Linked DNA regions of Mus musculus: all the other regions are linked to region 3. The links are chromatin loops, found by intact Hi-C in ENCODE. Cell type or tissue: gastrocnemius. All regions are shown on one strand.

Region 1 (8,000 bases), 48 kb after region 3:
TCTCAAAGTGTTCGGTATTGTATTGTAACATTTATCGTTTAAAAAAGGTGATTTTTTTTTTCAAAGCAAAATGTACTGAGGACTGAAAAACAGTGTTCACCAAAGAAACACCTAAAAAACAACTAACAATAGACACCCAACTGAAAGCTGCTCTCTTTTGTCAAATCTACCGCAGGCTTCTCCCCTCCGATTTTGCTCAAACTTTATCCCTTCAGTGATTTAGGCGGCTGTAATAACATCTTTCTCTATGTCTAAAAATAGGCCACGGGTGTGTAAATTTATGAGCTGAAATGCAGAACTGGCACAGGGTGTCTAAATTAGAGCATTAAATCCTTTAGTCTACTCCAGCATGGGGATCTATTTGAAGCGCCTATGTCCACACGCTTTGTAGAAAGACAGTTTTAATCCAACATCATCTTTGTTCTTTTCATAGGTGGAGAAATGAGAAGCTGTGACCATTATTCTCAAATGTGCCAAATCACTTCTCAAGAGATTAAGCCTGGGAAAAACTCGTCCCAACTCCCGCCTCAGGTTCCCTCTTTGAATAAAGAGAACAGAGGAGAACATCAGGGCTTTTGACCTTTCCATGTTAACCCCACCTCAACCTGGAGGTTCAGCATCTTTCCACTGGCAGCCCTGGGCTCTGCTGTGACTCTGCTCCCTGCCCTAGGGACTGTCTCTTTGCCTGCACTCTTGGCTACACCACTGCAAACCTGGAGTTCTATGAGCTTTGAGGCCTGATACTTTAGGTAAAGAAATAGCACTGCCCAATGGCCTGAAGTTTTCTGATTGCTTTAAAAGATACTCAAAAGAAGAAGATGGAGGAGGAAGAAGAGGAGGAGGGGGGTAGGGGCTTGAGAAATGGCTCAGCAGTGAAGAACATTTATTACTCCTCCAGAGGACCCAAGTTCAATTCCCAGCACTCACACTAGACAGCTCACATCACATCCGCCAATGGCTCTGGCATCAGGATACCTGATTGTCCTCTCTTCCTTCTTCTAGCCTCTGTGGCCACCCTCACACATGTGGCACGTACTCACAGATACGCACACTAAAAATAAATCTTTTTTTTTTTTAAGGCCAAAGGTGAGCATTGAACTCAACATTTGAACGTGATTCAAATGAGAATCTGAACACAGGATGTCAGAGGGCACTGTAGCTGCCCCCGGTGCAGCCTGTCCACCCTAGACTTGGTTCTAAGCAAGATGACAGGCAAGGAAGGAAGAAAACGGGAGAATCAGCTGGTGGGGGGTGGGGGGGAAGGGGTGGCTGGCTTGTATGACTGATGTGATTTGTGGCAGTCAATGACAGGACTATAGGATCATGTGACCTCTGGTGTCTTCTCCAAAATACCAGTTTGTCACAGATTCCCCATCAGCTGTATTTAAGGTTATCTTCATACTAGACAACTCTGTTTAACACACAGTATCTACTAAACAAAAGAAAGGAAGGAAGGAAGAGAGAAAGAAGATGTGGAAATTTGCCATATTAACATAAGTCAAATACACAGGCTTAGCATGAGCAACAAGATGCATCAAGCCTACACATAAAATAATGTCTTATTTCTCTGGATGGATATATACTATAGATAACTCCTTTGGTATCTAAGAGCTACTGTGTGTGTGTGAGAGAGAGAGAGAAAGAGAGAGAGACAGACAGACAGACAGAGACAGAGAGAGACAGAGAGAGAGAAGAGGAGTGCAAAGCCACATGGAAATGCTTCACCATCATGAAAGGAAGCAAAGTTTGAAAACTTCCAAATGGGAACCAACAGTAGATTGGTCGGCGTTCAGAAATCGGCACGGTAATGACGATTGCAGCTTCAAAATTAAGCTTGTTTATATGGTTAAAAATAAAGTGCCACCGTGTTATCTTCAAACGAGAAAACGTCATTATTTAATAAACGCTGATCTTAACATTTTATACCGAGTTGACCTTCAGCGGCACAAAGAACAGCGATGATCTACACAGCTAAGGTTTATTAAAAAAAAAAAAAAAAAACAAAAACAAAACAAAAACAAAAACAAATAAACAAAAAACAAACGAAAATTTGGCTGCGGGTAAAAGTTGCTGTCCTCAGTACCGAAAGATGCCTGTTTCCTACCACTCTAACTCAGAACATTTTCAGTCAAGTGTAGCTGGAAAGGTTGATAAAACGTTTGGGGAGCCAACCATTTCTTGTGAAATCAATTACCAAACACATTATCCACTGTTGGCGCATTTGCTTCTAAAGCGATCCCAAACACCACGTTCCCAGCAGCAAGGACTACCGCTGTAAAATGTTAAAAGATACTTGAGATAGGGGACAGGCCAACAAGAGAAGTGGGTGCGGTAAAGAATACAAAGAGAGGGTTGGAACCGATCCTATGTAAGGACTGACTGTCCCTTCGATTGTCTTCCTCATTCTCTATTCACACATCAAAGCATCCAAACAATTTAATTTGTGGTCCTTAGTGTTGTGTCTTCAACTCTACATCTAAGTTTATCGTGAGGGTGTGAAGAAAAAAATACAAAACAAAACCAACAACCTGCTTAGCTTACCTAGCCATGAATCACAGCCAGGAGCTCATCTTGCTGTGTATCAGCAACTATGTTCTCAGTACAGCTATGTGACCTGAAGTGGCAGCTGCGTGCAGAACCACCAAAATAGCAGGGGCAAGAGCTCTCTGCTGGCTCCTCGGCCCCAATCTCGCGTTCCCAGCCCTTTCCTCCCACTGAGCACCAGCCGACTGCAGAGCCCAGAAAGACCCAGCCCCACGCTCTGAGAATAAAGGCCGTAGGCCCACCACACCTTCCCTGCCCTCTCGGGGAACCCGGGGTGCGAACACAGCAAGGAGGGCTCCGGGGACATTGTGAGGACGCACAGCGGGATAGGGGACGAAGGCCGCCCGTTGCAGAGCAAGCCCCGGCCCAGCGGGGATGCACACACCCCGGGACAATCTGGCCACCCCACGGGCACCCGCACCCGAGGTTCTAGGCTCATCCTGGAAAGGGCACGACCGGATCGGGTCGCCCCGAGGTTCCAAGTACCCAGACCTTGCGGATGCACGCCTCACCTGTGCGGGCCGATCCGTACCCCGGCCTCCCCAGTGTCCGCGCCCCTCCCACACCGTGCGCCCCGGGTTCCTGGGGACATCTTGGGGACACCCAGGCCGGTTCTGGCAGCCACTCACTTTCTGGATCCGCTTCAGCGCCATGGGGCAGGCGGCGGGGGCTGCGGAGTGTCCGCGTGTCCCGGGCTGCCGCCTCGCAGGGCTGCTCCGTGTGCGCCCGGGCGCGGTGCGCGAGTGTGCGGGCGGCGGCGCCGGACTCTTTTGTTTCCGCCTTCGCTTGCTGGGAAGGAGCCTGCGCCCTCCCCGCCGCGCCCCGCCCGCCTGGCACACTGGGAAGTGTAGTCCCAGGCTCGGCCTCTGCCGCCCGCGCGGACGTCGTCCGGTCACCCGTGGGTGACAGCTGCGACCAGGCTGCTGCCGCTCCCTGCAGCCGCTCTGCAGAGCAAGGTCTCGAATCTGCAAAAACCCAGACAGCAGGTGAGCTGTCGCTCCTAGGAGCTGCTGTGAACCACGGCTCGCTCCTCCTCGCACAGACCCTGCGGCGGATCTTAACTTCCTTTGCAGATAATTCTGACTCTTCCCCGCTCGCCCCTGAGGGCGTGAGGAGTCTTCGTCAATTGTACTCCACCTTTCTTTCTTTCTTTCTTTCTTTCTTTCTTTCTTTCTTTCTTTCTTTCTTTCTTTCTTTCTTTCTTTCTTTCTTTCTTTCTTTCTTTCTTTCTTTCTTTCTTTCTTCCTTCCTTCCTTCCTTCCTTCCTTCCTTTCTTTCTTTCTTTTTTTTTTTTTGAAACAGGGTTTTCCTTTATGTCTTTTTGTCTCCACCTCCCAAAAACGGGATTGAAGACAGCTTTCCACACACCCAACCGTTACGTGGTCTCTGGCATCCGAACTCAGGTCCTCAGGCTTTGCGGCAAGCAGTTTACCCACTGAGGTGTCCTCCAGCCCCTTCTCAGTTCTTGTGATCTCAGATCTTGCTTGTCCTTTCAACCATGACTTCTTGGCTTGGCACCTGCAGGTCAGTCTTGGATTTCTGACGGCGTTGGTCAGTCTTAGGTTTCTGATGACTAAAGTCAATCCATTCCTTATCTAAAATGGTTTTGAATCCCATATTGCTTCTCAAAACACTCAACGCTCACTGTCGCGGCTTCCACAGTGTCTCTGCAGCTGGATCAGCCACATCTGGGAAGTTCTCTTCTCCGCCTTTGCAGTGGTCCACAGAAGACCAGCCCCACGCCCTCTGCAGAAACTAGAGATGGGTTGCGGCCCAGAAAGCTTCGAGGGACTGTGCTTTGCAGAGGTCCCCTCAAGCAGTCCTGCTCTGTCTGCATATTGGTCTACTTTCCTGTCCATCCGCCCCCCCTCCCCTTGTGTGTGTGTGTGTGTGTTTGTGAAATTATTTCCCAGGAGCTGTACTCCTTGTTTTTTGAGACAGAGTCTCTCACAGGGACCTGGAGCTCACCTATTGGGCTAACCTGGCCAGGTATCTGCTGTCTTTACCTGCTCAGCACTGATTTTACACACAAGCCCCACCATGCCTACATTTATGCTTGCTTGTCAACACTTTATAGACATTGTCTTCCCACTTATTATTATTATTAATTATTATTACTGCTTTATCTCACCCCAAAAGAAGAGTGGCATTAATGCAATTCATCTTTTTAGCTAGAGACCAAACCATAAATCAACCCTTCTTGTGTCAGATCATGGAACTCAGGGTCTCATGCACACTAGAATAAGTACACAGCGAACCACTTTTCATTGATCATATCCCAACCCCAGCTCAGGAGTGTTAGAAAACACTACTGATCAAAGAGACTTCTGGAAAATAGTAGCTAAGTCCTGACTCCTACAAAGAGTTGTACAGAGACTAGCTGGACACCTGAGCACCATCCTGCACGCTAGAACTGGAAGACTACCTTTATATTTTTCCAAATGGTGACCTTGTTAATGAAGTCAGAGATGTGCAGGCTGGTCTCGGGCTCCTGATGCATTCAGTGCTGTGTTCCCATGCCAATGGCTTTTGGATGTCATGTTGTAAGTGAGGCCATGGTTACCTGCTACCATCATGGGAAAGCATCGCTTCCCAGTAACTCCTTGCCAGACAGTTCTTCTTCCTGCAAGATGATTTGGAGGTTGGTACTAAGCCATCCCAAAAGCACACCCTCCAGTATCCCTGTGGGTAGGAGCCTTTCATTTGAAAGTCACTGAGGGTTCAAGACAGGGACATCAAGTTGTCTCTCTTCCAGTAGGTCCTACGGGCTGCTCCACGAGTCACTGATTGAATCATCTTCTCCCTCAAAGATGTAGACACCCACAAGCCACAAATGTCCATCACAATTCATCACCAACTCTAGCTTACCTGCTGTCGTTGGTGAATGCTTTGGTTTTGTGCATCACTCACGGTGTAGAAGGACTTCTTGTCATTTACCCAATGAACTCTTACATATCCTTCTAAACATGACTCAACAAAGTACACCCCAGGAGAGTTTCCTCTATCTATTCACCAAGGTGGGGAGAAGAGACACAAAGAGAGGGGAAAAGAAGAGAAGAAAGGAGAGGGAAGGGAAGGGGGAGTAGTCAGGGTTCCCTAAAGGAATAAATCTGGTAGAGTTGATATATATTAAAAGGGGACTCGTTGGGCATGATGCCACACGCCTTTAATCCCAGCACTTGGGAGGCAGAGGCAGGTGGATTTCTGAGTTTGATGCCAGCCTGGTCTACAGAGTGAGTTCCAGGACAGCCAGGGCTACACAGAGAAACCCTGTCTTGGAAAAAAAAAAAGTGTGTGCGCGTGTGTCTGTGTGTGTGTATTGTCAGGTTGGTATATAGGATATGGTCCATGAAGTCCAATGATGGCTGTCCCACCCTGGAGAGTCCAAGAATCTGGTGGTTGCTCAGTCCATGAGTCTGGATGTCTCTGCAGTACCAATCTGGTGCTGGGGGTCTGGAGGATTCCTGGAGAGCTGCTAATCTCCGGTGTGTCTTGGAAGCCCAAAAGGTTGGTTCTAATCTTGGTGAAGGAACAAGATAGAGTGGTTGCCAGCAAGAATGAGGGCAAACAGGGAAAAATCTATTATCCTTTTGTCGCCTTTTATCTGAGCCGCCACCAGAAGGTGGAGCCTGCATTTAGGGTGGGTCTTCCTGTTTCGAATAATCTGGCTAAGAAAATCGCTCACTCTGCATTTTGCATTTAATTGATTGTCCAGTCAGGTTGACAGCCAAGATTAACCAGCACAGAAGGAAAGGGGAGAGGGCAGGGAAGAAGAGGAGGGAAGAGTAGAGCTGAACTCACAGGGAGGTGATTCACACCCGATATACTTTCTGTCAGTCTGTGGATACAGGGACAGGATGTGTGACAATCTTCCACAGAAATCAGGCAGGTCATACACTGGAAAGCCAATGCTTAATAAACCAGGAATGAGTGAAGAGAAGACACATCGCCATGCTTGGTCCCGGGTCCTGCTGAGAATATGAGTGGTGTTACCTTAAGCTGGTAAGTTTTAAACCACAGTGTACAGATCTGGATGCATAGTAGAATAACCAGAGAGCCTTTGGAAAGGGCCAACATCCAGGCCTCCAGGAAGACTCCCTGAAGTGTGAGCCAGGCTGCTTCTAAGCGGAAGTTCCTTCAAACCAGTGACCCTTGGGCTTTAGCATGTTTTGTACGTGGAGCACAGGTTCTTACATCCTTGCTCTGGGATGTGGTGAATCTAACAAACTCCCTGTGATGCTGATACTGCTGGGTCTGGACCACATGCTGACACTCCCTGCTCTGGATCTTTACAGTTCCAAGCATGGTCTGTGGACAACCAACCTCTGCACTGTAGTGGTGGTATGCTAATCCACGCTAAACTCCCCTGGCAGATGAGCTTGCACTTCACAACCGCCCTGATGTTGTGATTCTTGAGTGAAAGAAGCACACACACACACACACACACACACACACACACACACACACACACACAGAGTCTTATTTTTAATATGGTCTAAGCAGCTCAATGGTTGGGCCACTCCCAGACTTCTATATTGCCAAGCCTCCCCTCCGATACTCCTGGATTATTACTAAAACCCTTATTCTATCTTTGCTGCCCCAGACCCAATCGGGGAGGGGCCCCTTGGGGCTGATCTTTCCCGGCTCATCCATGATTGTCACTCTGTCTTCTGCAGCTCTCCTGTCTGATCTTCCTGCTTCCCTGGCATGACAGTACTAAATCTTTCTTCTTCTCTGGGTTCCCTTTCCCAGAAAATCTAAAGTCCCATCTCTGTTTCCCCTGCCCAGCCATTGGTTGGCAGCAACTTAGAGCCAACTGGGCCGGGTGTGATGGCGCACGCCTTTAATCCCAGCACTTGGGAGGCAGACGCAGGTGGATTTCTGAGTTCCAGGCCAGCCTGGTCTACAGAGTGAGTTCCAGGACAGCCAGGGCTACACAGAGAAACCCTGTCTCAAAACAAACAAACAAACAAAAAAATTACAGCCAACTGGGAGCAGGGACTCACGGTGTCTTACACGCAGACATGCAAATTCCTGTATAGTTTAGGAACCTAATTAACATAACATAAGCAATAAACCCAACCCGCAACACTGCATCACTTGAGGACTTGTTCGGAAGGAACAAGTGTCTTGAACATTACTGAGACATGAGTCTGACCTTACAGTTGAATAAGATTCCAGTTACCTTTCTCATTGATACAGCAGTGGTAGCTTAAGGGAGGGAAGGTTTATTTTTGCTCATACTTTGAGCAAAGTTATTTTGGATGGATGTCATGGAGGCAGGAAAGGGCAAGTGGCTTAATTGAGTCCACAGTCAAGAAGCAAGAGAGCTTGACTTCTTTCTTGTTCTTCGGTGCAAGACCCCAGCCCATAACATGCACCGCCACACTCAGAGGATCTTCCCATCTTGGCTAAAGCTTTCAAGAAGCAGTCTCATAGCTATACCTCAGTTGTGT
Region 2 (8,000 bases), 160 kb after region 3:
ATTCATGTCTTAACTTGCCAACCAGGATATCAGTTACCCACATTCATCTCTATTTCTGTCAAGTAGGGTGTCAGTTTCCAGGGAGGTCTTGGGAACTTAAATTTTACTCTACCCCTAGTCAAAAATGGAAGTCTTAGACTAAATAGGTGCAGGTGTCTCTCTTATGTTGTGATCCATCCCAGGGGCAGCTTATATAGACAAATATATAGGTGCAGGAAGTGCTACTGGATCCATATTTATTGTGACTATACAAAGCAGTTCTGACTTCTGTTGTGGTTGGTTTCCAAGAGCACAGAATATGCAATCAACTTGGGTGTGGGAAAGTTTCTTAGTAACAGCAATAACAACATATGAGAAAGTTTCCTTATGACATTAGCAACATCACAAAATGGCAGACTAGCCAGGTAACAGTTGCCTAGGCCTTCACATGTTATCTCAGCCTTACCAATTAGAACACATTGCCAGAGTTAGTTTGAGGCCAAGCAGAGCAATCCAGTGAGAAGCTGAGAGAAGGCAGATTGAATCAGTTAGCTTGAAGGGAACTATGAGCCAGAACAGCTGAATTGAACCAGCCAGCCAGCGTTCAGAAAGAACTAGAAAGGTTTATTCAGCAATAAACCTCTGAGAGAAAATTTACAGCTGGTGAATAATAATTACGTTTATATACACTGACCGAGGCCAGACATGCCTTCCTGTGGTCCTTGGTTTCATTGGGCAGCTGTTATCATAAACCTGGCTACTTACCATAAATACCTTTAAAGCCTCCATTCTTTTGCCTTCTACCCAGATTTCTACTCATTTCCCATCCTCCTCAAGTTTTAAGCTTAGCATGTTTGTTATCCTATTCACAAATCCCTCAGTGATGACAAGTTCTGGCTGATCCTATTTTCTACATGTTGAGAAACTGTTGGAGAGTCTCTCAAAGTGGCTGTTGAGCTTCTTTTCTGATCCACCAGGTTCAGTTTCAGTGTTAGAGCTGCTTGGCTGTAATGTAGTATTTGGCTCCAACATGTTTCTTGTTGGTTTCCCTAGATTCCCTTCCTCTAACTCAGCATTTCATGTTAATCCTTTGCCATGTTCTCTCTGCTTTTGCTATCTATATGAGGGAAGGTATCTTAGTTTGGGTTTTATGGCTGTGAAGAGAAACCATGACCAAGGCAACTGTTATAAAGGAAAACATTTAATTGAGGCTGGCTTAAAGTTTCAGAGGTTCAGTCCATTGTCATCATGGCTGGAAGCATGGCAGTGGTACAGACAGATATGGTGCTAGAGGACCAGAGAATTCTACACCTTGATCCAAAGCTGGCTACGAAGACTCTCTTCCCACTCTGGTCTGAGAGCTTGAGCACTAGGAGACCTCAAAGCCTGCCTACACAGTGACACACTTCCTCCAACAAGGCCACACCTATTCCAACAAGTCGACACCTCCTCCTAATAGAGTCACTTCCCGTGGGCCAAGCATATTCAAACCACCACAGAAGGTAAAAATGTAAGCATTGGGAAGGATGTCCAATAGTTACAATTATTCTACCCCATGTTTCTCATGCATTTCCCTCAGAGGAGGTGTTTGTTTTTAAGCAAGCAATTACTGTTTTGCCTTGCAAGAACTAACATCTTGTATAGGAACTGTATAAACTTTTCATTAAGCTTTCAGTTAGGATGCAGATAAGGTGATTGCTTATCTTTAGGGAGAGGTGTTCTGCCTGCATCGGCATGGGGCCTGGGCTTGTGGTTGGTGATAGGTTACTTCTCCACTGGTGAAATAAACCAATTCAAGCCAGATTAGAATATACTAAAGGTTTGTTGGGAAGCTGCTTTTGGGTGAGTTCACTTGCCTTAAGGATTGAGGCCAGGAGAATCACTGTAGGGACAGGCGTTGGGGGGAGGGTGGGGAGAAAGGGCAGATGCTCAGAAGGAAAAGAGAAGGAGAAGAGGAGGGAGACCAGAATGTCTTGATTATATAGGGAGAACCTCTGAAGGAAGAGCAGCCAAGCTCTGGGCTAGAAAGCTCACTGTTGGGTGCAGTGTATGCCAGGTAGGGACTGAGGGATGCTGGGAGAACCTGGAGGCCTGGTCTGCTTTGATATGTAAAATGTGTACCTCAGTCGCTTGTCAAACATGGGAAGCAAAAGAGAATTCAGGCGTCTTGCTCAGTCACTATAATAACCCCCTCTGCCCTGAACTAATCCACTCCCAGGAGATCAGAATTAGTCTGTTCCAAGAGAGGGGTCCCTATGACACTTCCCTCTAGGTCCCACTTGTGAAAGGTCCTACCATCTGTCATTATGGTTGCATGGGGGCTGGGCTTCTAGCACCCTAACCACCTCCACAGTGTGTGCCTCGTGTGTTTGAGTAAGTTTTGCTGAAATAGGAATGGCCGTGCATCCATCTTCTTGGAAGAATGATGTGCCGGCTAGTGTTCTGTCAAGGTGACACAGGTTAGAGTCATCTGAGAGGAGGAGCCTCAGTTGAGAGAAATGCCACCATGAGATTGGTCCTCAGGCAAGTCTGTGGGGGCATTTTCTTGATTAATGATTGATGTGGGAGGGCCCAGCTCACTGGGGGTGGTGCCATCCCTGGGCAGTATAATAAAGACTGAGCAAGCTGCAGGAGCAAGCCAGTTTTTTTGTTTGTTTGTTTGTTTGTTTTTTTGCCTCTATATCAGTTCCTGTCACAAGGTGCCTGCCTTGAGTTCCTGCCCTTACTTCTCTCAATGATAGACTATGATGTTAGCTGAAATAAGCCCTTTCCCCTTCGCAGGTTGCCTTTTGTCTTAGGGTTTTCATTGCTGTAAAGAGACACCATGACCAAAGCAACTCTTGTTTTTTTTTTTTTTTCCTTTTTTTCTTTTTATTAGATATTTTCCTTATTTACATATCAAATGTTATCTCCTTTCCTAGTTTCCCCTCCAAAAATCTCCTATCCCCTCTTCCTCCCCTCTGCTCACCAACCCACCCACTCCCACTTCCTCACCCTGGCATTTCCCTCTACTGGGGCATAGAGCCTTCACAGGACCAAAGACCTCTCCTCCCATTGATGACCAGCTAGGCCATTCTCTGCTATCTATATATGCAGCTAGAGCCATGAGTCCCCCACCACATGTTCTCTTTGGTTGGTGGTTTAGTCCCAGGGAGCTCTGGGGTTACTGGTTAGTTCATATTGTTGTTCCTACTGTGGGGCTGCAAACCACTTCAGCTCCTTGGGTACTTTCTCTAGCTCCTTCATTAGGGACCCTGTGCTCTGTCCAATGGATGGCTGTGAACATCCACTTCTGTATTTGTCAGGCATCAAAGCAACTCTTATAAGGACAATATTTAATTGGGGCTGGCTTACAGATTCAGAGGTTCAGTCCATTATCATCAAGGCAGGAACATGGCAGCATCCAGGCAGGCATGGTGCAGGAAGAGCTGAGAGTTCTACATCTTCATCTGAAGGCTGCTAGGAGAAGATTGGCTCCCATGTGGCTAGAAAGAGGGTTTTAAAGACCACACCAACAATGACACACTTCCTCTAACAAGACCACCGCTCTTAATAGTGCCACTCTCTGGGCCAAGCATATTCAAACCACCACACCTTTGCCCATGGTATTTATCACAATAGAAAGCAAACTAGAACACATGACAATGTTAAGCTTTAAACCCAGGACAAGTGGCTGAGTGCCTATTTAACAAATTATCAAAGCAGACTGGCCTCCAGGTTCTCCCATTATCCCCCAGTCCTGTTACTGGGTATGGCTGGCATACCCCGCCCTTCACCCTGAACTCTCCAGCCCAGTTGCTAGGCTGCTCTTCCCCCAGAGGCCCTTCCCTATATAATCCATACACTTTGGTCACCTCCCCCTTTTTTACCTTTGACCTCCTGGGTGCTGCAACTGGTTCTCCTCTCCCCTCTCTATTCCCCTCCCCCCCACATGGCTCAGGGTCATGACTACTCTGGGCTCTCCCACATATCCCTGCCTCTAGCTCTGCTCTCCCACATATCTGTAATAAACTTTCTCCTCTACCAAACCTAGGAGCAGTCATATTCTTTCTTTTTCTTTTTTTCTTTCTTTCTTTCTTTCTTTCTTTCTTTCTTTCTTTCTTTCTTTCTTTCTTTCTTTCTTTCTTCTCATTCAGGCAATGTGTAACACTCTGGACTTAACTCAGCCAGTCCTGGGGCTTCGTGTTGGTTTCTAGATTGCAGCCCTTCCTTCCATAGTCTGCCTTATCTGAGGGTGATGGGTGGACAGGAAGGGAAGGTGCTCAGGACCTGCAGTTGAACCATGTGCTTTCTCTGGGATAAATTCTACTTCATTGGTTTCTTTTTTTACAAAGACCTTTCTTTTACAAAAGGGCTGTGGGTTGCTTCTTTGTAACGCAGTGTCTTCTTTTCAAAGCAAACCCACAAGTACCATAACAGTGGAAGCACTTTTCTTTTTTAATATATATATATATATATATATATATATATATATATTTAATGTGTGTGAGTACACTATAGCTGTCTTCAGACACACCAGAAAAGGGCATCAGATTCCATTACAGATGGTTGTGAGCCACCATGGGGTTGCTGGGACTTGAACTCAGGACCTCTGGAAGAACAGTCAGTGCTCTTAACCACTGAGCCATCTCCCCAGCCCACACTTTTCTTTATGTGATGGTTTGTATATGCTTGGCCCAGGGAATTGCACTGTTAGGATGTGTGGCTGTGTTGGAATAGGTGTGTCACTGTGGGGCGTGGGCTTTAAGACCCTTGCCCTAGCTGCCTGGAAGCCAGTCTTCTCCTCCCTGCCCTTGGAACAAGATGTAGAACAGGCTCCCCAACCCTGATGATAATGGACTGAACCTCTGCACCTGTAAGCCAGCCCCAATTAAATGCTGTCCTTATTAGAGTTGCTTTGGTCATGGTGTCTGCTCACAGCACTAAAACCCTAACTAAGACACTCTACTTCATCTTTAAAAAGCAAAGGATATATTTCAAGTATCAGCATGTCTTTCATTTGTTTAAAGGAGTCCTTCTGAAAGACATTGCTGAGGATATGCTAAGGGTAAGCGGTGGCTGGCTGCTCACTCCATATGTGAATAGCTCAAATAGTTTAGGCTCACTTGACTCCTGTGTTGTGGGGAGCGGGTGTGGCGGCAGTCCCAAAGGCGCCAGAGACTGCAGCTAAGTCATATGACTTTCACCTGACTTCCTCATATAAGACACAAACATCTTGAGTGCTGCGCAGGTGTACCAGGATACAGGTGAATCCAATTTGATGGAGATATGCCCCTGCTGCCCTGATTAGCTGAAGCTGCGTGCCTGGTGAGGTGGCGTGGCCTGCTGTGCGTGGATGGGAACTGAGAGTATAAAAGAGTGAGAGGCCCAGGGTTCGGGGGAGATATATAAACAAGGGAGATATAAAAACAAGGGAGATATAAAAACAAGGGAGATATATAAGCAGGGGAGATATAAACAAGGGAGATATAAACAAGGGAGATATAAACAAGAAGAAACAGGACTGAATAAATGTGTGCAGAAGGATCCTGTTGTAGCGTCGTTCTTCCTGGCCAGTTGAGCGCGCGCAAGACTGTGTTCCTTTCTTTCAAAGAACAGGGTGTCTGCGGAGGTGGGTAATCCCTGCTGTAGTGATGTACTTAACCCCTCCTTGCCCCCTTCCCCCCCCACACACTGTGCCCATTCTGGTACCTGGAGCACTTCCTTTTCCAGCGGTGCTCTTGGCGAGCTCCATGTACAGAAGTGTTCTTTTTAGGGCACCCAAACCACCCAGTCTCTCATGCATTCAGCTCCAACCGCTGTGCTCTTGTACCCACTTCAGCCTCTCATCTGGATGGGGAGACCCTATAGGCTATAAGACTCCTGACTCCCGCACAATATGTGCTGTACTCCCTACTCCGTCTTCGTTATAGGGAATTTCCACGCACAGGCAAGACGAACAGAAAGGGCAAAACCCTAAGGCACAGCTGGCTGGACCTCAGCAGCTGGATAGCCACGCCCACCCCACACCCACCCCATACAGCCAAGCTGTTCATTGTTCTCTCCTTCATATTCCCATGGAGAATCCCTTTTGATTATTGCTATTTCCTTCCTTCCTTCCTTCCTTCCTTCCTTCCTTCCTTCCTTCCTTCCTTTTAAGATTTATTTATTTCATGTATGTGAGTACACTGTCGCTGTCTTCAGACACACCAGAAGAGGGCATCAGATCCCATGGCAGATGGTTGTGAGTCACTATGTGGTTGCCGGGAGTTGAACTCAGGACTTCTGGAGCAATCAGTGCTCTTAACACCCTGAACCATCTCTCTATAATCTTATTGCTATTTTCTTAGTGGGGGGAAATTAAGAGAGGAAGGAGGGGCCTGGTGGTATGGTTCTGTGGAGGAACAATGGCTCCTGTGGCCTCCTTTACAGTACCCGGGTACCGGGTACCGCTGATGTTTGAAGCCGTGAATGTCCAGTGCTGCTCCTGGACAGCCGTGTTTGCTGTGTTCCCTCCAAACAAGTTCAGCCATAAGACATAGCTATGAAGTCTGTGGGAAGCTGGAGATGATCAAGGTTTGGCTTTCCAAAGAGGTTGATCATTCTTCTTGGGAGTGAAAGGTTAGGCTGTGATTCAGAGGCCAGACCTGAAAGTGGCCCCAAGTGTGTGCGTGTGTGAAAACATCTCCATAAACATCACAGCTCCATTCCCACCAAACCACTAGGACAGGATCCCTGTGACTGAAGGCAGTGTCAGAGCTCCTCCCAGCCAGTTCTCCAATTAGACTTCCCAGGATGGAACTTGCATGCTGGCAAATCACAAGCACAGTGATTCACCTTAAGAGGATTGCTCGTGCCAGGCGGGTTATCTGTTTGTAAGATACACAATCCTGTTTCCCAGGAAACAAACTGATCCATCCTAGGTTCACAGGACAGATAAGAGTGGCTGGAGAGGGAAGTGTTTTCTTCTCTATGAGGGTTAAAGATCCTTCCCCAGCCTTCGTGCCTGCAGCTCACTCCATTTATTATTGCAAAGGAAAGTTTCTATGGAGTTACTCACACACTCTCCCTTTTCCTAGACAGACACAAGTCAGTAAACCAAGTGTTTTAACTTGCTTGTTAAAATAAGGGCTGCCCTTATTTTTAGTTTGCTGGCTCTGGTTCTTTTAGAAAACAGTTCACTTGGTTCAGAAGTTAAACTGAGAAATTAGCTAGCGGTAGCTAAATATTAGCAGATTGTTCCTGAGTCTGTACTCCGCTCGCTCCAGCACCGGAGACGCGCCAAGCCTTAGATGAGTATACTCACAATGTAAGAACCAAGCACTTCAAAAATACTCAGAAAAAATATTCAGATTCATCCCTGGTAATCCCTAACTCGATCATGTTAACACCATTTCCCATCTGGTTTTGCATATAATTTGAAAGCCAACTTCTGGTTTTTTTTTTTTTTTTTTGGTGGTTTTTGTTTTTTTGTTTTTTTTTGTTTATTTGTTTGTTTGTTTGTTTTGTGCACCACTGCTAGCAGATCTGGGTGCATTTGACCTTCCACACACATCCAGCTTTTGCCTTCCTCTCTCGTGACTCCCACCCTAGCTTGCCTCCTCAGCTTCACCCCAGGCTGCTCAGCAGAGCCCAGAGGACTCCAGAGTTCTCCATTGCCCCAGCTTCGCCCACCCGCCCCCGTGTAGCAGCAAGAAGAGTCACTAAAATGCAAATCAAGTGGTTCCGCCATGGATCAGAATCCTACAGCAATTTTTTCTCATACTTAGGTGAGATCTGAAGTGTTCACTATCTCTTCCAGAATCTTCCGTTCCCTTATCTGTGACTTTGTTCTCTTATATCATTTCCAGCCGCTCTTATCAGATAAGGTACCTATCTGACTAACACAGCAACCGCAGTTCTGGTAGTGTAGTCATTTGCACTCAGCCTTGGGGAGGGGAGGTGGGGGGCGGGGGACACAACCGGGACCTGAATGACGCCTGACTGTCACACACCCTCAGAGTTCTATAAGCTCCAAGTGTGTCACAATCAGGAAGGTTTTT
Region 3 (8,000 bases):
TTAATAACCTTATCTCATTCCTCCCTTGCATGGCTCAAGCATTTAAAATTTAAAAGATGTGTTCGACTCCTGCCAGCTACCAAGAAGGGGAACTATGGGACGGGCAAAGAGCATCTCTTATGACAGGTCCCATATGTACTGTGATACACACTACACTGCACTTTCCTATCTATTTTCTGTACTTGGAGAGAGTCATAGCAGTGTCTGAATTGACAAAGTACTTAGGTGAGATGGCACAGCAAATAAAGGTCTGTATTGCATAACCCCAGCAAGGGTCAAAGGACAGAATGAACTCCACAAAATTATCCTCTGAGCTCCACACTGGTACCCCTGCCCCCATCGCGCGCGCGCGCACACACACACACACACACACACACACACACTTACTTAAAAAATAAATGGGAGGGGGATCCAGGAGGCATTAGGAGACCAAGGGTATTAAATGTCTAAGGTCTTATCTGCATGGGTTTGACACAGAAACTGTAAGAGAATTCCTAAAGAAAAATGTAGCCTGAATGAAATCAAACAGTGGCCTTGAAGTAAAATTAACACGAGTTGAAAAATAAAAAAAAGTTAACAATGCAGATGTTTTAATAGTTATTTCTTTAGAAGAAAATATGATCCTATCTATCTCAAGGTAAGTGACATTTTTCCTCTGATGTGCTAATGAAGGAATTAGGACCTTTAAAATCCTGATCCCCTCCAGACAATCAAACATGACCGTCCCTCTGGAAGGTCTGGCCTAACCGAGGTCTGACACAGGGGAACTGGCCCGGACTCTCGGCCATGCTGACTCTTCTCCCCGGCAGTGTCTCGGTGATACTCACTCTTCTCTTTACCAGTGCTTTCTTTTTTAACCGTCTCTGCCGGGCCTCCTTCTCCATACCCATCAGCTGACTTGGAGTTAGCTGCTCTTTATACTTGCTCACAGCTTCTTTGTATGCTTTCCACTCAGCTTTAAAATCAGCTTCATAAACCTGTGATGAAAACCTCAAATCAAAATCAATGAACTGGTGCTGCGGGCGAGCTCAACCCATCACATGTCAGGGAAGGACAACTGGACTCAGATAAAGGGAGATGACCAGCCAGGCGAAGACAGATGTGCTCTCAGATGTATTTTTTCACTGCTTGCTAATAATCAAGATGCGAGGACAGCAACTGGCCTTCATTCCTGACCACTGTCAACCACTCACCTGCACTCTGCCCATCCAAATCATCACTTACGAAACAAAAAGGAGAGATTACCTGTGTGGACAGGACCGCTAAGAGGGGAGGTGATACTGAGAAGATGGCTCAGTGAGTAAAGGCCTGCGAATGCTCAGGGTCTAAGACCCTCATAATGGGGGGCGGGGAGGGGCAGACACGGGTGGGCCCCTGGAGCTTGCTGGCCAATCAGCCCACTCAGCTAGCAAGCTATGAGCACATGCAGAAACCCTGCCTGTCCACTGAGCAAACACACACCCTATCTACACAACTGTCAGGAAGCTGACAACAGGAACGCTTACCTTTTTTTCTGCTTCTGGTAGCTCCCTCCACAGGGCTGCAATTTTCCTAACCAATTCTGAAAGTTTTGCATCTACAAATAGAATGGATTAAAAATGGATGTCTCAATTTTATTTCTTAGAGGTTAACTTCTACAACCTTTTGAAAATAGCCTAGTGGCTCTAAAGGCAGACTAATTACATGCATCTCTACACCATACAAATATAATTTTATCAGGAAATGCTAGAAAACTGATATTAGCTTTAAGGAGTATGTTGTAGATTACCAAAACCAGTCCTTGGAAACCCACTGCTAGAGTAAAATAAGCACTTGGGGAAGCACCTGCTTCAAGTTCAGGATGTCTGCATTTTAATTCAAATATTCTGTCATGTCTTTACTGTTAGTAAAACCCAAACAAACCACAAACATGTGCTGCTCACACAATAGCACTTCGCACTCCAATTACAGAAGTACCATTCAGATATAACACTGCTGTAAAAAATAATCCACCCATCTCCATTTCTCCCTCATTCTTAACTGAGGATACAGCTGCTTCATCAACCATGTGTTAGTGCCAAGTCTTCCATTTGAGAAGACAGGGGAATTCCTATAAGCATGTCTCTTCATCTCCTATCTACAAGGTAAGAATTTCAGTCTGATTTCCACTAGCATCCTTCGAGGTACTGGAAGTAAAAGAACTTTGGAAATCCTAAGGACTGACTTATTAATCAGCTACTACCTTTACACCGTATAATCAAATGAAGGCCCTACAACCCTTTCTTAGGCTTCCTGGAAAACTTTTCTAGTTGTAGATCTTTTTCCCACCTTCAGGAGCTTAGATAATTTCCAGTTAAGTTAATGATTTATACAGACCATTATTGTATTATATAGAACACTTCCCGATAAGTTATTTTATTGCACCTTAGACATTACAAACAAGCAACTGCCCAGGACAACTAGGCCTCAACTTTATCTCTTTTCTCTACAGTGCTCTTCACTCTACATGCTTTTGGTTTTTTGGTTTTTTTGGTTTTTTTTTTTAAGATTTACTCATTTTATGTATATGAGTACACAGTGGCCGTCTCCAGACACACCAGAAGAGGGCATAGGATCCCATTACAGATGGTTGTGAGCCACCATGTGGTTGCTGGGAACTGAACTCAGGACCTCTGGAAGAGTCAGTGCTCTTATCCACTGAGCCATCTCTCCTGCCCTCTACATCTTATTTTAAAACTATTTTTCTCATTTATATTTAAAGAACTTCTATTAGTTAAAAAAAAACTTATACAGACTACCAAAGAAAATGACTGTACTAGATGCTCTGGTAATGCAAATCAAAGATTGCAATTAAAAAAAAAATCATATCAGAGAAGATCATAAGCCCCAAACTCCTTACCTGGGTGTTTAGCTTTAAATTTGGGTAGCTGTTCTGTGGAAAATCGAAGGTATGAACTCATAGGTTTCTTTGGATAGCTACCCATGCTGGAAAAACACTTCGGAATACAGACAAGACTACACACAAGTAAAAAGAACGGAATGTCAGATACGTGTAACAGTCATACACAGATCTCAGATTCTAAGTACAAAGTCAGCCAAGGTGCTGTACATCCAACACCTCCACCTAAAATGCTAATAACTAGCCCAGCAGTTGTGGCACAGGCCTTTAATCCCAACATTCTAGTGGCAGAGCAGGTGGATCTCTGTTAAGTCAATGACAGCCTAGTCTACAAAAGGAGTTCTAGGACAGCCAGGGCTATGCAGAGAGACCCAATCTTTTAAATTAAAAAAAAAAAAAAAGTCAACCAATCAACCAAAAAAATATATAATCGTAATAACCTTTGAGTGCATTTCCCTTCCCTCTGCTGTGCTAAGAATTCAATTAAACGCAAGGGGCTTCAGCTGTATAAGCTCCATAACCGACTTACTTTAACAACCTACCCTAAGCAAAAAAATAAAAGAGGTTGCAGGGCTGAGGCTTGCAAACAGGGCAGGTTTGGGTGACCTAGCCAAACCAAAGAGGGGTGAAGCAAGTCCTAGCATCATGGGTGACCTAGCCAAACCAAAGAGGGGCCTGCAGGGCTAAAACAAGTCGTGGCATCCTGGGTGACCTCCTGGCAGCGTCCGGGCGAGCGTTCCGCGCCACAACTTCAGGGCCCGCCTCCAAGGCAGAAGGAGAGCGCCCTAGGCGCCGAAAGGTAGAAGGTGACAGGAAGTGGGGTCGGGTACCAAAAGGCGCGAGACCCCAGGCGGCCCGGAGGACGAGGGTGGGACGAGGGCAGACGGACGCCTGAACGAACGGCGTCCCTCGCCCGCGGCCTACCTGATAGACGAGGGGATGCGACCCCCGCAGCCCGCGCACATCTCGACCCCCGTGCGCCCCAGTGCTTTTAGCACGCTCCACATTCCCCGGAACAGCGCCATCGCTCGGGCCGACGAATGATGGCCCGGCGCCGTCCGGTTCGTCTCACGCAATACGGTGCCTATGGACTGCCACACTACCAGCGTGGGAACTCCGGGGGCTTGTTATCATGCCCGCCGCGCGCGGGGTACTGTGGGAAGCCCGGACTTCCGGTCCGCGGCAGGAGGCGGGGAGGACAGGAGGTGCTGTGCGTCCCCCACCGCTCAGTGGGCGGGGCCGGGCCGAGGAGGGGGCGGAGCCTGAGGCTAGGGAGGGTGGGCCTGGTCTAAGGTGGGTGTTGCTGAGCGGCGGCTTACCCCCAGGCCCCTGCCATGTGTTCTCCTGGGCTGCCTGCGTGCTGTTGCTGGACCATGGGCCTGGGCTGCCTACTGAGCTTCGTGACGCTGGTGCTGCGGCTTGTGTCACAGTGCCTGGCTACTGAAGTTAGAGATCCGTGGTACTGCTGATGCCCCAACAGCAAACTGCATGTTTCATGAGTCCGCAGGAAAGCCCACAAGGCTACTGGAGGGGTGGAAGAGAGGGAGGAGTGGTCTTGAAATGGATCGCCTTATTTATCTTCTCTTTAACAATTAATAGAAAGGAATGAGGGTTCCCAAGATGGCCCAGAGCCTGGCAAGCTGAGTTCTATCCCCAAGACCTACATGATTAAAAGAGAGAACCAACTCAAACAAGTTGCCCTCTGACTTTGACATACACACACACACAAACATGTACACAAAAGGAAATGTGTCACGAAAAAAAAATTAATAAACTGAACCCAGCTTGATGGTGCAGGCCTGTAATCCCAGCCCTTGGGAGGCGGAGGCAGGCATTCAAATTCATCCCCTGCTACATAGCAAGTTCAAAACTACATGAGACCCTGCCTCAAAACAAAAACCCAAACAACTAGCCCTCATAATAGCAACAAAGCAAGAATATTCTTCACTTGATCTTCTCCAAAAGGCTGAGAAGCGATAGCAAAAATATTCTTATATTAATACCTGAGCAGGGCATGCCAGAGCCCTGAATATTGTTTCCCACTTTGCAGATCACGTGGACTAGATGAGCTTAGCCAGCCAAACCACTGAAATTGTGGGACCAGGATGGACTTGAGGTAGTGTACAGTTTGTGTCCTACAAAAAACTCAATTTTTGTTTGTTTGGTTGGTTTTTTTTTTTTTTTTAATTCAATGGCATGGAAAAGATTAGGAAGATCTAAAAATGGTCAAGGGCTTCAATCTGTTAAAATATGTTGCTTAAGGTCTGGGAATGTGGCTTAACTGGTAGGGATGCCTGCCAGGATGCACAGAAAGCCGTTGGCTTAGATCCCCCCCATAAGCCAGGATCCTCACATAGAGCAGGCATGGTGTCTTAAGCCTCTAGTTCCAGAACTTGGGAAGCTGAGGCAGGACCACAAGTGCAGGGTTATCCTTGCCTACAAAGTAAATTCCAGGTCAGTCAGGCTAGAGACTTTGTTTCAAAGGTAAAATAAATAAATAACATTTAAAAATAACTATGTCATCCATCAGGCTCAGAGGTGAATGCTTTCACTCCAATCACTCTGGAGGTAAGAAGTGGGTAGAGATCTGTGATTGAGAGTTTGCTCTATATACAAGTTCCAGGTCGGCCAGAGTTAGCATGGTGAGAATATACCTAACAACAACAGCCTCTTCTGCTGCCTACCTGTACTTTTTTTTTTTTCTGAAAAGAAAGCAAAATCTTACTAGTGTAACACTGAGCTGAGAGTCTACTTCCTTTCTGCAGCTTTAAAACATTGTCTCCTTCAAGAGACAGAGGACCACACCCACTCCTCTAAACCCACTCCTTCTAAGCCCAGTTTACCATCACTTCCGGTTTCATTTCATTCTCTCTTGAGGGTAAAGGGGACTTCCAGCTCGTCCTTTCAAACCTCCTGTCACAACAGCAACAAGATCCTTTGTGTTTGGTTTGCCCTTGGAGTGTATCCAAACAGATGTAAAAACACATTTTCCTGTAAGTCCAGGCACCGAGCAATTAGAAATTATAGCGTCTTCCTAAAATGGAAGTCTGCATAAGACATAATTTCTCCTTAACCCCCTGTCGAGAGATTTCTAAAATAATTTGCCATTATAAATCAAGTAGAATATATCCTTGTAATGTTTTTATTGTAGATGCATTCTTTAACTGTCTGCATTTGCAGCTACTAAATAAATAAATAAGTAAGTAAATAAATAAATAAATAAATAAATAAATAAAGCTTAGCACAACACAGCCTTTCCCCAGATTCTGTCCTCTATGCCCATAATTCTGTCTGTCATAGCCTCATGGCTTATGTATTCTATGTAACCCAGATCTCTCATTTCATCTCCAGACCCCACTGAGTGCCAATGCTGCATGGTCCCTGTATTTTAATACGGATCACAATCCTTTTAGAGTCGTTGCCTTAGGACATCTCTACCATGATGTCTTACTGAAACCCAAGTTTTAAAATTCTGTGAACAAAAGTAATGGTTTTTGCACTCTATTGATGTTTCCTACTTCCCTCATCCAAGTCAATAAATTCCTGTTCATTGTAGAATCTCCTTATTGATACGCCACTCGATAACCCACTGCTGAGGAGGAATGCTGCTGAGGAGGGATGGATGCTGCTGAGGAGGGATAGATGCAGCTGAGGAGGAATGCTGCTGAGGAGGGATGGGTGCTGCTGAGGAGGGATAGATGCAGCTGAGGAGGGATGGATGCAACTGAGGAGGGATGGATGCTGCTGAGGAGGGATGGATGCAGCTGAGGAGGGATGGATGCTGCTGAGGAGGGATGGATGCTGCTGAGGAGGGATGGATGCTGCTGAGGAGGATAGATGGATGATGATGAGGAATGGGTGCTGCTGAGGAGGGATGGATGCTGCTGAGGAGGATGGATGGATGATGATGAGGAATGGGTGCTGCTGAGGAGGAATGGGTGCTGCTGAGGAGGGATGGATGCTGCTGAGGAGGGATGGGTGGATGATGATGAGGGATGGGTGCTGCTGAGGAGAGATGGATGCTGCTGAGGAGGGATGGATGATGCTGAAGAGGGATGGATGATACTGAGGAGAGATGGGTGCTGCTGAGGAGTGATGGATGCTGCTGAGGAGGGATGGATGCTGCTGAGGAGGGATGGATGCTGCTGAGGAGGGATGGATGGATGATGATGAGGGATGGTGCTGCTGAGGAGAGATGGATGCTGCTGAGGAGGGATGGATGATACTGAGGAGAGATGGATGCTGCTGAGGAGTGATGGATGCTGCTGAGGAGGGATGGATGCTGCTGAGGAGGGATGGATGGATGATGATGAGGGATGGGTGCTGCTGAGGAGAGATGGATGCTGCTGAGGAGTGATGGATGGATGATGATGAGGGATGGATGGATGATGATGAGGGATGGGTGCTGCTGAGGAGGGATGGATGATACTGAGGAGGGATGGATGATACTGAGGAGATGGATGATGCTAAGGAAGATGGATGGATGATGATGATGTGGATGGATGCTGCTGAGGAGGGATGGATGATGATGAGGAATGGGTGCTGCTGAGGAGAGATGGATGCTGCTGAGGAGGGATGGGTGCTGCTGAGGAGGGATGGATGATACTGAGGAGAGATGGATGCTGCTGAGGAGGGATGGGTGCTGCTGAGGAGGGTTGGATGCTGCTAAGGAGAATGGATGGATGATGATGATAATGAGGGGTGGATGCTGCTGAGGAGGGACAGATGAGGAGGAGGATGGATGGATGCTGCTGAGGTCGGGTGGATCTACCTTCCAGTATACATCCTCATTGATGTTATAGCCAGAAACATCCTGGAAAATCACTTATTCCCAAGTGGTAAAAAATGCACTCAGTTTCTCAGGGCGGGCCTGAGGTTAAATACCTTTTGCAGGGAGGATTGTCTCGGAAGGGGAGTTTATTGGCTAAGCCTCCAGGCCTTTAGGTACCTCATTAAATTAGAGATCTGTCTTTGTAGAAATAGAAAAGAAGGACCAGAAAGTGAGTCCATGGAGTTATGGAGATGGCTCAGTAAGCACTGTGGGGAATGGGACTCTGCACAGACAGGATGCTCTCCAGGTGAGCTGAGGTCTGAACCCCAAAAGGTAATAATTCACCTTCAT
Region 4 (8,000 bases), 110 kb after region 3:
CCCAAGAGGCAGGGGCAGGAGGATCGGGCGTTCATCTGCTATTCCGCAAGTGAAAAGTAACCCGGGCTGCATGAGGCTCTATGTAAGAAAGATAAATAAACAAACCACAACAGTTTTACAAGACACAAGAGGCAAACATTAAAATGCATATAGCAGGGGCTGGGGAGAGGCCTCAGTACTTAAGAGCATGGGTTGCTTTTCCAGGGGACCAGGGTTCATCCATCCCCCACATTCAGGTCTAACAGCAGTTCCAGGATTACTGACTGACACCCCCTTCTGGCCTTGGTGGGCACTTCATGCACAGGACACACCAACATACAAGCAGGCAGAACACCCACACACACAAAGGTAAGTAAATCTTTAAAAGCAAAGTGGGAGCTGGGGGGAGGGTGTATTTGCAAGGCATTCTATAACCCAACTCTGAGTTGGAAGAGGTTGGTAGAAAAGACTTGTAAAACCTTTAGGACTCTCCGTATAGTCTTCATAATGATCTCTATGTTTTTCATAACTAAAAAAAAAAAAATAAGTTGCCGGGCAGTGGTTATGCATGTCTGTAATCCCAGCACTTGGGAGGCAGAGGCAGGTGGATTTCTGAGTTCGAGGCCAGCCTGGTCTACAGAGTGAGTTCCAGGACAGCCAGGATGGCACAGAGAAACCCTGTCTCGAAAAACCAAAAAAAAAAAAAAAAAAAAAAAAGTTTTCCAGCACAACAAAGGTGAGTACTTCAAGTTGAAGCCAACTGAGGGTCTTCACCAAGAAGTTTCATATTTCTTAGATAATAAAAGACTAATGAAAAGTCACTTTTGAGCTTCCCTGTGCCCACAAATTAAGGCAAATTAAACCCTTACCTTTTGGCTGCAGGAAAGACTAGCCTGCAAAGTGTGACTAGTTCTTGGGGCTCACCTCCTTTGTCTTTAATAGCTCCATTATCTAAATCAGGACCTAGTGTCTGCTTACGAAATATGAGCCCAGATTTCAAACAAAAACACATTTTGCAATCTTTTTGCCCAACCTCACCCACATACAAGTGTTCCTACGAAATTAAAACAACTGCACCACAAATCATGTGAGCATTTTATTTTATGCAACCGTCTTATTACCAAGAACACTGTTTTTCCAGGTGTGATGGCAGGCCTATATAGGTTCAGCACTGCAGAGGTTGATACAAGAGGATTTCAAGGTTAGCTTGGGCTATAGAGATCATGTCTCAAAAAGACAAACAAAACAGATTTTTAAAAACCACGAAGAAAACTTAAGTTCACCAAAGTGGATGCATTTAAAGGAGTCCCCAAATGGCTACCCTTTAAAATAAAGTTTGCAGAGAATCATTTCTTTTTGTCTGTAGTATTTTTAAACTATCTGCATGGGCTTTAGCATGATGGCTCAGTGGGAAAAGGTGCCTGCTGTCAAGATGGATGACCTGGGTTTGATCCCTGGGACTCACAGGGTGGAAGAGAATCCGCTCCTACAAGTTATCTATTCACTTCCACACAAGCCATGGCACTAGGTACAGACACACTCACACAAATAAATGTTAAGAAAATAAAATAAAAAACTTGTTCTCCCTATCTGCCCAGTCAGTTTCGTCGATATTAAGTAGAACTTTCCAGTATATAGAACCAACCTACTACAAAACTAAGGTCCCACTTCCCCAGTCAGTCACCCTGTGGGCAACCAGGCTAGAGAGGCACGGTTCACCCCCCAAAACCCCCGTCCTTCCTGACACCCTGACGTTGGGGACTGGTCACGTTAGGGATAGTTACAGAACCGAGCAGTATAGACGATCCCTATTTGCTGAATGAATCAGTGGGGCTCACTGTAATTTAATTTTTTTACTTTTACTCAACTAAAGGTTAGAAGTAACCAAACCCTGGGGTGTGGCGTTTTTATATCGGGGCAGTCAGTCACGCATATCGCACAGGTTGTAGTAATTTTAACAGTTGATCACCAGGGACTTTACACTAGCCAAGTTTCACAAATTCAATTCTAGTCAGATTTCTACAAACTTCTGTTTTCAACGCTAGGGAAAAAGGCCATTTTCAGTGGTTTCTCAGACCACTGTCACCAGCGGCCGGATGCAAAGTACGAAAGAAACTTGGAAATTGAAGACCTTGGATTGGGTTTCTTTACCTAGAATTACAAAGCCAGCAAAAGCAAAACACCTACGACGTGACCAGTCCCCGGTGTCAGGGTCTCAGGAAGCGCAGGAGCGTTTTGGGGTGGACTGCGCCCCGCTATCTTGGTTGCTCACAGCGTGGCTGGCCCGGGAAGTGGTCCAGGGCCGGGATGCCGGCCCGCACCAGCATCCCCCGAGCGCTCCGCAGGCCTGCGCCTGCCCTTGTGCTGGTCAAGGTGACAGTCCGGATAAGGGTGGCGGGGACCGGCCGCGGGCGGCTCACCTCGCACAGCGGAGTTGGAGCTGAGGCCCATGGCGCGGGCAGCAGGAAGGCCGTGGCAGGACCGCGCGAGCGAGCGCTGGGGACCGCGGAGACTTGGGCAAGACGCGACCTCGGGGCCCACTCACTGCCACTGCGCAGGCGCCGCGGCAAGCTGGGAGCGCGTGTGCCGGCGCGCCGGTAGAGTCGCGCATGCGCAGCTGGTCCAACCCGGCAGACGGGTGAGGATTTGACAACCGCGGGATAGCCTTAGGCGCCAAGGCGGTGACTGCGTCTGCGCCGCCCGGGCGAGCCTATCCAGGCCGGGTTTTACCGTCGGTCCAGTTGAGAGCGTTTCAGGTGACTCAGGACAAGTACCTGCAGGACTGTCGGCCGATGGCCTGCCGATCCTTTGACTTTTGGTAATAAGTTACACAAGGTGTGGCCAGCTCAGCTGTGGGTCCTGCAAATCTGACCAGCTCCACTGTGGGTCCCGCAAAGACAGATTTTGCCTTAGGATGCCAGTGCAGGCACACGGGCATCGATGGAGCTGTGTCTAGAGCTTCCTCTAGCCACATTGGGCCTCCATCCCTTCAGCCTCTGACCCTGCCACTCATGCATCCAGAAAGTCCCAGAAAGACAAAAACAAAAACAACTTGCTTCGGCTGGTGAAGCAGCTCAGCGGCTCTCTGCTTTCACAACGGTATGGTGTTTGCCCAACATGCACAACACTCTGCCTTCAATTCCCAGCATTGCCATGAATAAATAAACATAAGTAGACTGTCCACTTAGAAAAACGATTTAGAAGGCTGCAGTGGCTTAGATGCCTAGGACCAGCTTCTGCATGGAGAGGGGTTCTGAGAGAAGGGGTGCCTGGGAGCGGCGAAAACAAACGACTTGGGTCCAAGCTGGCGGCCTTGGTTCTGCTAAGATGGCTTTCCAAATTGCCCGCCCTCTTTCCCTCCTTCAGTCTGTCTCTCTCTCTTTTTCTCTCTGTGTTCTGCTCTGATGTAGACAGATTTTCTTGCTATTTTACAAATTCTGATTGAGATAGCTTTCTCTGCTAGTAAAACTAGAAGCTATCAGGAAAAACTGCTACAAAAAATTATTGGATCTTCAAACCAAGTCGGAAATTCTCTCAAGAAAATATTCTTGAAGAGCTGTTTTCGATCTCCAGAGATCTCCATACAGCTCTGCTCTCCTTAGAGGAAATTCTATTTTTTTTTTTTCTTTTGGTTTTTTGAGACAGGGTTTCTCTGTATAGCCCTGGCTGTCCTGGCACTCACTTTGTAGACCAGGCTGGCCTCGAACTCAGAAATCCGCCTGCCTCTGCCTCCCAAGTGCTGGGATTAAAGGCGTGCGCCACCACGCCCCGCTTAGAGGAAATTCTAAAGAACTGTTATTGCTGTCTGCTAGCTCAAAAGTCCTGGTTTGTTTTTTTTTTTTTTTTCATTTTTCTTTTTAAATTTACACCTCAATTCAATTATTTATTCCAGGTTCTCTTTTGATTATCCTATGAATCAGCATCCCCTGACCCCACCCCTTTGATTCTTAGGAAAACAGCAAGCACATGTTTTCTTTTAACATTGCAAAAGAATTCCGAGATCTGCCTGCTGTGTTACACACGGTTGCTAAGCTAGCTGGGTGGGATCAGCTAGCTGGGTGGATCTCCTGAAAAGACCATTTCTACCTGAGCTTGGATTTGCTGTGCCCCAGGCTGAACTTGAACTCAGGAATCTGCCTGTCTTTGTATCTTTCTGACAAGCTGGCTCATTAGTGCAGTTGTCTTTGCTCCTTTAGAGTCCTGAAGCCCCTCATAATTCATATTGCATCCTGAAGGTCCTGGGTTTACCATTTTGCTGAAACATTAGCCACACCTTTGCCTCCTGTAATACTCATGCTGTCTTAGATTATCATGGAGTCATTATCCTTAAGAGAGAGGACATTCCCTGAAGGGATGTGAAAACATGTACATTATTTATTACACAAACAAGCCTTATGCCCACAGAAGACACTGGACACTTTCCACGAAGGGCTCAGCAACATCTGGAGGCTCACACCAGGGCCCTGTACCAGCAGCAGGAACTGTGTTACTCTGTTTCCACCAGAGTTTGGCACTTAAGAGATTCAGCCTTGGGGCTGAAGAGATGGCTCAGCAGTTAGGAGCACACTGCCTGCTCTTCCGGAGGTCATGAGTTTAATTCCCAGCAACCACATAATGCTCACAGCTATCTGTAAAGGGATCCGATGCCCTCTTCTGGTGTCTGAAGACAGTGGCAGTGTACTGAGTACTCACAGACAATAAATAAATAAATAAATCTTTAAAAAAAGCATTATTAAAAAATTTTTTTAAAGGAGATTAAAAGCAATATATCTTTTGCATAGGACCTAAGTTTGATTCCCTGCGTCCTCATCGGTGTGCCCATAATGCCCGTTACTCCAGTTCCAAGAAACCCCACTCGTTTGGCTTCCCTGAGCACAATTAACAAGCTTAAGAAAAAAAAAAATGAATTAAGATGACTGTCAATGTCTAACACATAAACTTGTCATGAGTACTCTGAGGTAGTGGTCGGGCAGGGTGCCAACTGGAAGGTGTGAGAAGAGACATCTTCAGTCAGGATGCTTCTGTCTCTTTGATCTGAAAGGGCAGGGCGTTGTGGGAGGTCTGCCCCTAACCAGTCACCTCTCTGGGTTGCTCTGCTGCGGGTCTCCTAGGTCTAATGAGTTTTTCACATAGGGACTCCGGACGCCAGTTCGCTCCCTGAAGTGCTTGCTGGTAATGATGCAAGCAGGGGCATTTGAGACAAGTCCCATCCTGCGGCCTCTGAGCATGCTCAGTGCAGGTCGGCAGCGGGCTGGGACTCTAGACCCGCTCAGTTTGGCGCTGGTCTACCTTCTGGACGTGTTCCGTGGAAGGGGTGAGCAGGTCTGGTCCGGTAGCTTCTGCGCATGATCAGTGTGGAGCTGGCCCCGATCCAGTAGGGTAGCCTCTGGGCATGCTCGGCACCGCTGGGCGGGATCCTGGCGAGTAGCTGTTGCGCATGCTCAGAGTGGAGCTCGCCCGGCCGGAGCGCACAGGGGGCGGGCAGAGGCGGGGCCGCGGCGCCCTTATCCCGGGCGCGGGCGGCCGGGGTTCAGAGTGCGGGCCGCGGAGCGGGCAGCGCGGTCTCGGCATGGGTCCGCGCGCTGGGCCTGCGCGGGCGATGCCGCCCCGGTCCTCCCTGACGCCTGACGCCGAGTGTCGCCGCCCCGATGGCCGCCGAGCCCCCAGCGCTGCGCCTGCGGCCGCCGGGAAGCACCGGAGACAGCCCGCCGGTGCCGCGCCTGCTCGGAGGCTGCGTGCCGCTGTCGCATCAGGTGGCTGGCCACATGTACGGCAAGGACAAAGTGGGTGAGTGCGGCCTCGGGTCCCCTACCCCAGTCCTCTCTGTGCTCTGTCCCGGCAGTCCCCGGCCTCCGCCGTGCCTTGCTCTGGCAGTCCCCGGCCTCCGCTGTCCCCAGCCTCGGTGGTGTTGTGGGTTTAGCCGTCGCCACCCCTACAGTCACTGGTCCCCACTCTCCCCACCCCGGCATTCTCAGGCCTCCGGGTCACTGTCTTAGCTGTCCCCAGCTCTTCTGTCCCCACCCTGGCGTTCCCTGGCCTCCCATCCCGGTCACAGCTGTCTACGACTCTTCTGGTCCCCACACGGCAGTCCCCGGCCCCAGGCGTCCCGCAGCCTAGAGTCACCGGCTCCCGTTGTCCCGAGTGTCCCCTGTCCCCGGGGGTAGGAAGCCGGGCGCCCCCAGGAGCAGCCACAGGCTCCTAGTGGCGCGGAGAGGCGTGCCCCTTCGCTCCAGGGAAGGCGAGTGATGATTGGAGAAGGCGTTAGTAAAAATAAGGAACTTGGTTTTCTTTTCTGGACCGGGAAGTAAATTCTCTCTGGAGCTCAAGCTCTGTTTATTACCAGGAATAGTAATTGTTAGAGGGACCCAGATGCTTGATGCTAACCCGTCGCAGGAGGGGAATCAAAAGCAAACTGCTATATGTTTTTAAACTTGCCTTGGCTCATCCAGGATCACTCCCTGTCCCTTGAGAAGGATTCTCCAGTGTCTTTGATTGCGCTGGGAGGCGTGGTTCGGCGGTGCAGATCCTTGCCTCCTGGGTAGGCTTCACACTGGCTGTTCCCGAGAACAGTACACATATAAAATATGCATTCTTTCCTTATTCATCTTTATAGACTGTTCCCTGGCATTTGTTATGTGCTTTGTGAATTCAAGATTTGTAGAAACAGCGCAGGGTCCACTCCAGGGCAGAGACTGTAATTCAGTCCGATACTCACAGCGTTTGGGCACGGTAGTCATATGAAGTGTAGGGTGAACTTGGGACTCTTGTGGATATCTGACCCGGAACAACCGTTAGAGACGGTATGTGGGTATGTGTTTTGCTGATAAAGCGTTTCAGGTTTAGGCTGGTAAGGCAATAAATTTCTTTCTTTTCTCTCTTCAGTGGTATAGAGGATTGAGTCTAAGACTTTAGGTAAGAGCATTACCACTGACCTACATTCCCGAGGACTTCCTCTTTTTCTTTAAAGACAGGGCTCCCTAAGTACCACTTGGAACTCACTATAGCCTAGGCAGGCCTTGAACTTTGGATATAAAGCTGAGGGTATAGGCATGAACCTGCATTTTAAGACAAGCCTGGTTAAGCATCACACTGACACACTGTCCCAGAACCAAACCAACACCCACCCTTTACTGTGCTTGTGGGAAGCACACAGCCTGGAGCTCAGCTGCCATCAGGAAATGTTGAAAGACTACATCAGAGTTAGGAAACTGCACACTTGAGGTTCTTGGCTAAGATATTTCCTTCTGTGCATCATATCTGGAGTCTGCTTGACCCGAAACAATGGGATTCCTAAAGGCCTAAGAAAGTGATTAATTCCCTGGAGGTCCTGGAGACTATGTAAAAAACAGACCCAAATCAAGATCATCTGTGATTGGCACCTGGGACTAGCTTACAATGCTAGCGCCCTGTTTAGAGCCAACTGGTGAATAATTCCAGAGTGCCCTGATTGTGACTTTAAACCATGTCCCAAACAAACAGCCTGGAAAGAGCTAATTTCTCACCCGAACTGCTTCGTTGAAAAAAACGATTGAGATTTCAGAGAAAGTAGTCCCTAGTTTTGCTCTTAAGGGTTTTCTTGTTTGTTTGTTTTCAATTTCACTAGATTCTTTTGACTGAGAGAACAGGTTCTTGTGGTGCCCGCAGCCTGATGTTTGTTCCCCTTGGATTCTCAGATGTTTACACTGGAGACGGCACCAGTCCTCTTCCCTGCTCATAAATAGATAGCAAGGTAGTCAGCCGTTCAAAGTTCAGCCATTTTTATTATTCCCTTCCACTGTCACAGATGGGTCACATTGCTTTGAGCAGTGGTTCTCAGCCTTCCCAATGCTGCGACCCTTCATACAGTTCCACCTGTTGTTGTAACCCCCCCACCATAACACTGCTTTCATCAGTACTTCATGACTGATTGTGATTTTGCTGCCGTTATGACTCGTTATGTAAATATCCACGTTTTCCTAGGTGACTCCTGGGAAAGGGTCTTTCTGCCCCCAAAGCGGTCACAACCCACAAGTTGAGAGCCA

What was found. Hi-C counts contacts between places; a loop is a spot of excess contacts. Peaks named below come from ENCODE experiments on the same cell type or tissue, not always from the same donor. Only the 100,000 strongest peaks of a DNase experiment are listed, where the experiment ranks them.
Region 1: it touches region 3 in a loop (2.4-fold over the local background); 13 of 42 quality-filtered maps call a loop at or near these places.
Region 2: a loop joins it to region 3, with 2.2 times the contacts of the local background. A loop is called at or near these places in 3 of 42 quality-filtered maps.
Region 4: a loop joins it to region 3, with 4 times the contacts of the local background. A loop is called at or near these places in 7 of 42 quality-filtered maps.

What each region holds. Positions count from the first base shown.
Region 1 is chr10:71,281,928-71,289,927 of GRCm38, forward strand. It overlaps Ube2d1 (ubiquitin-conjugating enzyme E2D 1), which reads right to left and starts at 3,335. Exons shown (of 7, transcript NM_145420.2): 1 at 3,174-3,335. The coding sequence starts at 3,197. Gm34376 (a long non-coding RNA gene) reads left to right here and starts at 5,808. Exons shown (of 3, transcript XR_380564.2): 1 at 5,808-6,051; 2 at 6,382-6,546. In gastrocnemius, a CTCF peak has its summit at 3,417; DNase peaks (open chromatin) are centred at 2,905, 3,359 and 4,211; H3K4me3 peaks cover 4,372 bases; H3K27ac peaks cover 4,382 bases.
Region 2 is chr10:71,391,735-71,399,734 of GRCm38, forward strand. No RefSeq gene overlaps it. Among named protein-coding and RNA genes, the nearest start is that of Ipmk, 48 kb to the left of the region's middle. In gastrocnemius, no CTCF peak of the experiment used is centred here; no DNase peak of the experiment used is centred here.
Region 3 is chr10:71,234,038-71,242,037 of GRCm38, forward strand. Tfam (transcription factor A, mitochondrial) reads right to left here and starts at 4,007. Exons shown (of 7, transcript NM_009360.4): 1 at 3,803-4,007; 2 at 2,879-2,994; 3 at 1,506-1,576; 4 at 828-977. The coding sequence starts at 3,903. In gastrocnemius, no CTCF peak of the experiment used is centred here; a DNase peak (open chromatin) is centred at 4,094; H3K4me3 peaks cover 2,432 bases; H3K27ac peaks cover 1,654 bases.
Region 4 is chr10:71,342,325-71,350,324 of GRCm38, forward strand. It overlaps Cisd1 (CDGSH iron sulfur domain 1), which reads right to left and starts at 2,525. Exons shown (of 3, transcript NM_134007.4): 1 at 2,400-2,525. The coding sequence starts at 2,430. Ipmk (inositol polyphosphate multikinase) reads left to right here and starts at 5,439. Exons shown (of 6, transcript NM_027184.2): 1 at 5,439-5,766. The coding sequence starts at 5,628. In gastrocnemius, CTCF peaks have their summits at 295 (motif pointing left) and 4,654 (motif pointing left); DNase peaks (open chromatin) are centred at 260, 2,602, 4,579, 4,997 and 2 more places; H3K4me3 peaks cover 4,727 bases; H3K27ac peaks cover 5,310 bases.